Regions from separate parts of the Homo sapiens genome. Here region 1 is linked to region 2. Evidence: chromatin contacts called from ENCODE Hi-C or POLR2A ChIA-PET data. All regions are on one chromosome and are shown on one strand. Each heading gives the region's core, a stretch centred on a gene start or an enhancer-like site at or near the end of the contact. The rest is flanking DNA. Distances are from core to core; before and after follow the strand shown.

What was found. Hi-C counts contacts between places; a loop is a spot of excess contacts on that map. ChIA-PET counts read pairs that join two places held with the same protein, here RNA polymerase II (POLR2A). Pooled maps may share reads with other maps.
Region 1: a map of naive thymus-derived CD4-positive, alpha-beta T cell shows a loop between it and region 2 (2.1-fold over the local background). The contact joins the enhancer-like site here to the promoter of IL15RA in region 2. A Hi-C loop is called at or near these places in 2 of 168 maps with a recorded cell type or tissue (endothelial cell of umbilical vein and naive thymus-derived CD4-positive, alpha-beta T cell), 12 of 37 single-sample maps with no recorded cell type and 12 of 50 pooled maps. POLR2A ChIA-PET finds 5 or more read pairs at or near these places in 2 of 52 experiments (Caco-2 and IMR-90).

The regions. Positions count from the first base shown.
Region 1 is chr10:6,162,188-6,166,642 of GRCh38, forward strand. It overlaps a transcript of PFKFB3 not described here. Among named protein-coding and RNA genes, the nearest start is that of MIR3155B, 12 kb to the left of the region's middle. RefSeq lists a silencer at 1,236-1,715 and enhancers at 2,126-2,235, 3,955-4,454. Within about 2 kb of position 1,489, at least 30 of the 41 ENCODE cell types and tissues checked have a DNase peak (open chromatin) inside an H3K27ac peak, as active enhancers do.
Region 2 is chr10:5,975,458-5,979,735 of GRCh38, forward strand. IL15RA (interleukin 15 receptor subunit alpha) reads right to left here and starts at 2,086. Exons shown (of 7, transcript NM_002189.4): 1 at 1,948-2,086. The coding sequence starts at 2,035. RefSeq lists enhancers at 340-609, 740-819 and silencers at 1,710-2,089, 2,180-2,849.

The sequences.
Region 1 (4,455 bases), core at 239-2,738, 190 kb after region 2:
CTCATCCACGTTGTAGCATGGGTCAGAATTTCCATCTTTTTGGAGGCGGAGTAATGTTCTGTGTGTTTAGTCACATTTTGTGTATCCATTCATCTGTTGTTGGACACATGGATTACTCTACCTTCTGGCTGTTGTCAATAATGCTGCTGCGAACATGGGTCTACAAACATCTCTTTGAAACCTTGCTTTCAATTCTTTGGGGTGTGTATATACAAGGAATAATCTTTTATTTCATAGCTTTAGCATCTATTGATGATTCTTGAGTGAAACACTTATCAGAGTGTCCGTAAAATGGCTATTTACCATTTTTGTCATTCTTTCCACATTTATTAGTTGGCATTCTTTTGTAAAGAAGCTCTTTCCTGCCCATCCTCCCTTTTACTAGCTTTAATTTCATCATCATTATTAATAGTAGTAATAGTACCAATGTGGACTCCGGGATTTTTAAAATTATGACTGCATGTGTTAGAATCCATTCCTGACATACTCAATTGATGCTCAAGCCACTCCCAGTTTGGGTGAGAACCCTTTCAGGCTGGCTGCTGTGTCCTTGACACGCCCCCTTCAGCTTTTGAGCTCTGTCTTAACTCCTGTTCCAGGCTCCTTGTGTCCTTCCCAGTCTCGGCCTTGGGAGCAGCCACTCCTCCAAGGATCCCTGGGTACTTTCAGTGGAGGATGGTCCTTAGAAGGCTGGATCTGGGCTTTTGTGTGCCTCTTCTTGCTACCGGAGTGTCCGTGTTTCCAGGGCGTTTTTCATGGATGGAGCTGGGAAACATTTTAAAATTGTAAATTCAAACGGATCAGTTATTCCAGTCCAGCAGCACAGAGTTCTTCCTCTCCTTCCCCCGTCCCATAATTGTATCTTTCATTTGCTTTCTGTGTTTTCCCCAGGAATGTTGTCTTCATCTTGAATCTCCTTTGCTACTGGCTGTACTCATTAGCAACATAAAATTCCTCGTGATAACCTCTGACCCCTATCCCATGTGTGATGACACCGAGTTGAGGGAGATCAGACATTCAATGCAGAGGTGGGGGCCAAGACCAAGCCTCCTGGGGCTTAAGAAAATATCTCCAGAGACGGGAAGTCTGGAAGGGAACTCCATCACGAATATTTTATGTTCCCTCCCTCTATTGTTCTCAATCACTGCACAAGTGTATATTACTTTTTTTAATAACAAAAAGGAACTTTTAAGGTAACCCCCCACAACCCTATATAGACTGGATGTCAACTCTTTAGTCCTAGATACACCTGGAGCCTGGCGTCGTGGGGACAGAGGCAGGTCCCTGTGCTGAGGGCGGTAAGACAGGGCGGGTAGGTGGGGACCCAGCTGGGAGGTAGGGGGGCCAGACGGGACATCAGCTCCCGGGAGCCCCGCTCTGGGCACGGTGCGCGCCTCCACCCTCCATTGCACCCCGCGCCTGCTTCCTCCCAGGTGCACCTCGGGCGCCTAAGCCAGCTGGGTCCCGGGCCCCGGGAGCAGCTGCGGGCCCGACGGGGGCGTGGCGGGACCGGCGGGGGCGGGGCCTGGGGGTGGTCCGCGCGGATTGGCTGCTGCCTGCGGCGCACGAGCCGGTCAGCGCGCACCCCGCCCTTCCCGGGCCGTGCGGCACGCCGCGTTCACGTGCTGTCGCGCGCCCTCCCGGCGTGCGCCGCGCGGCCCCAGCCTGCTCTGCGGCGACTGTCCGGCTCGTGAGCTCCGCGTGGATCCGGCGCTGGGCCCCCTACGCTCTGGGGACCTGGGGTTGTGTTTCCGGCAAAGGATGTTTTCCGAGAAGGCCTGGGAGCGGCTGTAAATAATACCCGAGAGGAAATAGGCCCGGCAGGTGTTTTTGCGCGTCCCGGCGTTGGGTGTGGCTGCGGCGGGCGTGCAGGCCGCAGATGAGGAAACAGACTAGGAGGGATTTAGGCATCTGGACTCTGCGGGGCGGCCCGGGCGCGCAGCCCGTTTCCCTGTGGGTTGAGGGCGCGGGAGAAGTGGGCGGCCCACCCCACCCCGCGCGTGGATGCGGGGCTGGGGCAGGTCCGCGGTGGAGGCGCCGCCAGTGAGCACCCGGGGACCGCTCCTAGCCCCCAGTGTGGGACACAGACTCCCTGAGGACCTCGTATGCGTTGGGTCTGTGGCTCCATCCGAATCTTCATGAACAGGGCCTGCGGTGAATTTGGGGAGAGTGAGTGAGCGGGTGAAGGGTCAGGAAATAAGTCACAGGAGGCATGGTTGAAGAATTGGGGATGTTTAACCCAGACATGGCAGGACTGGGCACACTTGACCCCTGTCTGGAAGTATTTGAAAGACTTCTGAAGGGGGCCAGCCCCTCCACACCTGTGGGTGTTTCTCGTCAGGTGGGAGGAGATACTGAGAAAAGAAATAAGACACAAAGTATAAAGAACAGTGGGCCCAGGGGACTGGCACTCAGCATACGAAGGACCCGCACTGGTGGCCGTCTCTGAGTTCCCTCAGTATTGATCATTATTTTTACTATCTTGGCGAGGGGAGTGTAGCAGGGCAACAGGTGGGGAGAAGGTCAGCAGGGAAACATGTGAGCAAAGGAATCTGTATCATGAATAAGTTCAAGGAAAGGTACTGTGCCCTGATGTGCACATAGGCTAAGTTTATGTTTCCCTTTACTCAGACATCTCAGTGTAGCAAAGAGTAACAGAGCAGTATTGCTGCCAGCATATCGCCTACAGCCACAGGGCGGTTTTCTCCTATCTCAGAATAGAACGAATGGGATTGGTCTGCTTTACACCGAGACATTCCATTCCCAGGGATGAGCAGGAGACAGAAGGCTTCCTCTTATCTCAACTGCAAAGAGGCCCCCTCTCTTTCACTACTTCTCAGTACAGACCCTTTACGGGTGTCTGGCTGGGGCACGGTCAGGTCTTTCCCTTCCCAGGAGGCCATATCTCAGGCTGTCTCAGTGGGGGGAAACCTTGGACAATACCCAGGCTTTCTTGGGCAGAGGTCCCTGCAGCCTTCTGCAGTGCATGGTGTCCCTGGTTAATCGAGAATGGAGAATGGCGATGACTTTTACCAAGCATACTGCCTGCAAACATATTGTTAACAAGGCACATCCTGCACGGCCCTGAATCCATTAAACCTTGATTCAATACAGCACATGTTTCTGTGAGCATAGGGTTGGGGCTACAGTTACAGGTTAACAGCATCTCAAAGCAGAAACAATTTTTCTTAGTATAGATCAAAATGGAGTTTCTTGCGTCTTCCTTTTCTGCATAGACACAGTAACAATCTGATCTCTCTTTTCCCCACAACTTCCTTATGAGGAAGAGGCTAGACTTTCCTTCTCCCTGGGGGCACAAAACAGATTTTCCCAGGTGGAGAATTTCAGGTCAGTTACACAGAGCCGGCAGGGATGAACATGTCTGGCGTTCTTTGCAGGAGCCAGATGTTTACCTATGTTAGTGGGAGAATAGTGGAGCTCAGATGCAAGTTCTCATCTGCCAGACTCCAAAGCCCTTGCCTTTTCTCGATGCGTCTATTTTTTTGTAAATGTTTTAGTTCAGAGGTACATGTGCAGGTTTGTTATATAAGTAAACTCGTTTGTTGTAGATTATTTCATCACCTAGGTATAAGCCTAGTACCCAGTATTTTATTTTCTTTTTTCTTTGTCTTTGTTTTTTTTTTTGAGACAGAACCTCACTCTGTCGCCCAGACTGAAGTGCAGTGGTGCTATCTCCGCTCACTGCAACCTCTGCCTCCCGGGTTCAAGCGATTCTCTTCCCTCAGCCTCGTGAGTAGCTGGGATTACAGGCGTGGATCACCAGGCTCAACTTTTTTTTTTTTTTTTTTTGAGACGAAGTCTCACTCTGTCATCCAGGCTGGAGTGCAGTGGCACGATCCCGGCTCACTGCAACTTCCGCCTCCTGGGTTCAAGCGATTCTCCTGCTTCAGCCTCCCCAGTAGCTGGGATTACAGGTGCCCCGCCACCACGCCCAGCTAATTTTTGTGATTTTTAGTAGAGATAGGCTTTCTCCATGTTGGCCAGGCTGGCCTCGAACACCTGAGCTCAGGTGATCCGCCCGCCTCGGTCTCCCAGAGTGCTGGGATTAAGGTGTGAGCTACCGTGGTAGAGATGGGGTTTCGTCATTTTGGCCAGGTTGGTCTCAAACTACTGACCTCAAGTGATCCACCCGCCTTAGGCTCCCAAAGTGCTGGGATTACAGACATGAGCCACCGCCCGGCTTAGTATTTTTTTTTTTCTGAGCCTCTTCCTCCTTCCACTCAATGCATCTATTTTAGTGGAATGGGTTCCTTTGTGAACAATGATGTTGCAGTTATTCATGAAGTAATAAAGTGTTTGTGTATTGATTGATTTCTTTGGACTGGAGGGTTTGCCCAGCCCTGTTGAGCTTTGTCATTGTCTACCTCAGGGGAAGAGGGAGATTGTCGCTGGTCAGAGGAGAATGCCAGGGCTTCTCTCAGACGGAGGCAGCCT
Region 2 (4,278 bases), core at 836-3,335:
AGTTGTGTTCACTCTTGGTGGTGGCAGTGGTTTCATGAGTATGTATGCATTTACCTCCAAACTTATCAAAGTGTGCAACTTCAATATATGCAGTTTATTGTCGGTCAATTATACCTCAATAAGGCTGTTAAAGGGAAAAAAAACAACGGCTGGGCAAGCTGGCTCACGCCTGTAATCCCAGCACTTTGGAAGGCCGAGGCGGGCAGATCACAAGGTCAGGAGTGATCACCATGTTGGATCAGCCTGACCAACATGATGAAACCCCGTCTCTATTAAAAACACAAAAGTTACTGGGCGTGGTGGCGATCGCCTGTAATCCCAGCTACTCAGGAGGCTGAGGCAGCAGAATCGCTTGAACCCAGGAGGCGGAGGTTGCAGTGAGCTGAGATCGCGCTACTGCACCCCAGCCGGGGTGACAGAGTGAGACTCCGTCTCAAAAAAGAAAACAAGAAAGAAAGAAAAAGAAAAAGAAAAAACATTGAGAGCTTTGGGAAGGGAAGGTAGCAACATCTTTCTAAGGTCAAAGGGCAAGGCTGTGCAGCTGATGAGATCAGAGATCTCACAGTGGTGCTCCCCTATCCACTCAGTCTTCAAGGAAGACACCTCCTCTCTGCTGGGCTTTGACTAAGGCTGCATTTCACTTTCATATTGTGTAATCCAGCTGCCCCAGTTGCCAGCTATGGGGTCCTGTGACACTGCTAGCCAACTGGGAGGAACCAACCGGTCACCAACTAACTCTGCTTCTCAGATGTGGGGGGAAATCCAAGCATCAGAGTCTCATGAAAACGAAACTTCAAGAAGCCTCGCAGAGCTGGGGTGGGGGTGGCAGAGGGTGGGGGGGCGTTCAGGCCACACCAGGCAGCAGCAACTGTGCGTGGAATGGCTTTGGCCAGGGCCTGGGCAGACTGGCCCGACTGGATGTAAATTATTCAGGGTCTCGCTTAAAAACACACACAGATCATGGCGTTACTAATTCCTATAGAGAGTCCATGGATGGCCTTCAGTGGGGCTTTGACCCCAAAATCATATGCACATTTTGTAACTATGTTCATTCATGCATTTTTCTGGGGGCCGGGGGTTCATAGCTTTCATCAGACCCTCCAAGAGCTCCCTGACTATAAAAAGATAAAGAAGCGCTGACAAGGATAGAGCTAGACCCTGCTACTGTTTTCCTCCTTCCTCTGGCTGCCGGGACAAAACCCCTAGGAATCGCTCATTCCGTCCTCCCTGCCGAGATCAGAGCTCCGCGACCCGCTTTCTTCTCGAATACACCAAGCGATCACAGATCTCTTCCCCCTTTTTCTGCGAGTGTAGACTCCAGGCTGGCCCCCACTCCCCACCCCCATCCGGTCCCGACCGCCTCTGCTGGTTTCCTGATCGCTTAAGAATTGGAAGTTGTTTCCAGGTCCCCAGGTGTGCAACTTGCCCGACGCGTTTCCCCCTGGGACACAGCTCCTCCCCACCCTCCCAGCTCCCACTGACATAATTTACTTTTGCCTGGGAGTCGGGAGGAGTAGTTTCTCCCGGACCCCTCCGAGGACCGCGTGCTATGCAACACCCGCCCTGCAGTCCAGGCGCCTGGGAGAAGCGCACTCGCCCGTGTCTCCAAACTGCTGGACGCCGCCGGCTCCGCGCTCCCGTGGCCAAAACGGGCTTCTCAGAACTGCTCCTGACCTCGGCCTCGGAGACCCCAGCCAGGCCGCCCGCTCCCTTACGTGGGTGACCCGGGCGCAGCGGCGGCGCTCTCCCTGCGACCCCGGCTCCCGGCACGTGTCCCTCCTGCCCGGCGCCGCGTCCCCTCCCCGGCCTGGGCCTGCGCGCACCGCGCTCCCGAGGGCACCGACGCCCCCGCACGGCCCGGGGAGATGGGGCGCCCGGTTCCCTCCAGCTCCACGTCCCGGCCCCCTTCCAAGTCCCGCCCGGGCGCCCCTGCTCCCAGCTCCCTACCCCGCGTCGCCGGCGGCCGGAGCAGCAGCAGCAGTAGCAGCGCCGGGAGACCGAGGGTCCGGCAGCCGCGCGCCCGCCGCGGGGCCATGGCGGCAGCTCCACAGGACACCGCTGGACTCCCCGGGCGAGCGCTGCCCAGGCCGGGGGGAGGTGGCGAGCGCTGCTCTGGGACCTGCCGCCCCGCCAGTCGCATTCGCTTTCGCTTTTGCTTTGGCCCCCGAGGGCTCGGAGAGGTGCAAAGCGGTGACAGATCCGTGACTCAGCGTCCCCACCCCTGCTGGGGAAGGAGCCCCGCCGGCCGCCGCGGCACCGCACAGCCACCCCTGTCCCCGGGACGCATGGGCCGTGCCCGGTGGGGACCCAGGACCTTACCCACGCAAGCCCGGGAGCCTCCCGGTCCTCCGCGCTCGTCGTGCTCTGGGACCTCCAGTGTGCACTCGGTCCGGTGTCCCCACTGCGAAGAGAGTGGGCAAAGTCATCGGAGAGCAGACTCTCTCCAGCCCTCTCTGCGGCTCGGATCCACTTGACCTCGCCCGGCGCTGGTCGCCTCCAGCTGCTCCGCCTTCGGCTTTCCTGGTCTCCCTCCGCGGCCCTGCGCTCGGTTGTGAGCGGCCGGCCTGGGTGAGTGCCCGCGGAGGTGTCGCCGCGGTGCGGAGGCGCGGGCACCTGCCTGGTGCGCTCTGGCCCGGGCGGAGCGCAGCCCCCGCCACCTGCTGGCTCCCGCGGCCCCCGGCGCCCGCTGGGGCCCCAGCTCCGCCACTTCGCCGAATTCCTGCTGCAGCTTTGCTCCCCTAGAAAATGCCTCATCTTAGAAGGAGAGGGGGCGGAGGGGGGAGAAGGGGGAGAGGAGCCACAGTGCTTCACCTCTGAGCCTCGCTTCCTTAGGTTCTTCCAGGCTGCCATCCTCCTCTTTGGCTGGTGGGTTTTTTTCTTTCTTGGGGTCTCAAGTGAAGCCTGAGAACCGGGTCTGTAAGCTCCCAAGTGCAGATTCTCAGGTCTAGCGGTGACATTGGACAGGACGAGACATCTCCAAGCCTCGGTCATTGCCTCTTAAAATCTCACAACGTGTTTATGAGGCTTTTGTGACATACTTGCAAATTCTCTTTGAAAACGAAATAATCTGTACAATAATCCCCCAAGACACAGGTTTACCTTTATAACAAACCTGCACTTATAACCCTGAACTTAAAAGTTAAATAAAAGAATTTAGGGCCGAGCGCGGTGGCCACTCCTGAAATCCAAGCACTTTCGGAGGCCAAGGCAGGTGGATCGCCTGAAGTCAGGAATTCGAGACTAGCCTGGCCAACATGGTGAAACCCCATCTCTACTAAAAATACCAAAATTAGCTGGGCATGGTGGCGGGCGCCTGTAATCCCAGCTATTCAGGAGGCTGAGGCAGGAGAATCACTTGAACCCAGGAGGCTGAGGTTGCAGTGAGCTGAGATCGCACCACTGCACTCCAGCCTGGGCAACACAGCCAGTTCCTGTCTCTTAAATTTAAAAAAAAAAAGTAGAAAGAATAATGAACCTACCATCCGGCAGTGACCACACAAGGTCCATTCTTTTTTTCTAAGCAGGAATAGCCACCCTTACTCCAACTGGGGAAATCCCACATTATTCAATTTCTCTCAATACTTAATAATAAATCTCAAGATGATAAGATCAAATTTAAAAATTAACAATATTCCTTAATATTCTCAAATATATTGAGGGTTTATTGAATGCAGGCTAAGCATAGCATGTATACAATAGAGCATTTTTTATTCTATGGACATTTATGAAGTAGAGATTTCTCCATTATTACAGACTCTTTGTAAAAGTTTTTAATGGCTGCAAATTATCATAGTTTAACATCCCCTCTATTATTTTAATATTAAAGATAACATTGTCATAAATGTCTTTCTACAAAATCTTGTGAATTTAAGATCGCTTAGAATAGATTTCCTACAGTGGAACTATTGAGTCAACTGGTAGGGAATATTTTTAAAGGCTTTTTCTCTTTTAAACAAATATTTCTATCTTGCTTTCCAAAAGTCTTGTATCAATATACCTTCTAACTAGCATTGATTGTGTTAAAGTACCCATTTTACTGCATTCTGACCAAAAGTAAATTTTAAAATTTGAAAATAAAATTGTAAATTTGGTATGCTTAAAGAACTCTATTTCATTACATATATATACGTTGTTAAATAATGTAAATTTCAAATATACTTCGAACTATAGCAATCAATAAATATAGTGGATATCCATGAGCCTACTGCCTCATCCTGTCAAAACTTAATATGTCTGCTCAATGTTTGCTTCAGATATTTTTTGGAATAAAAAAATTAC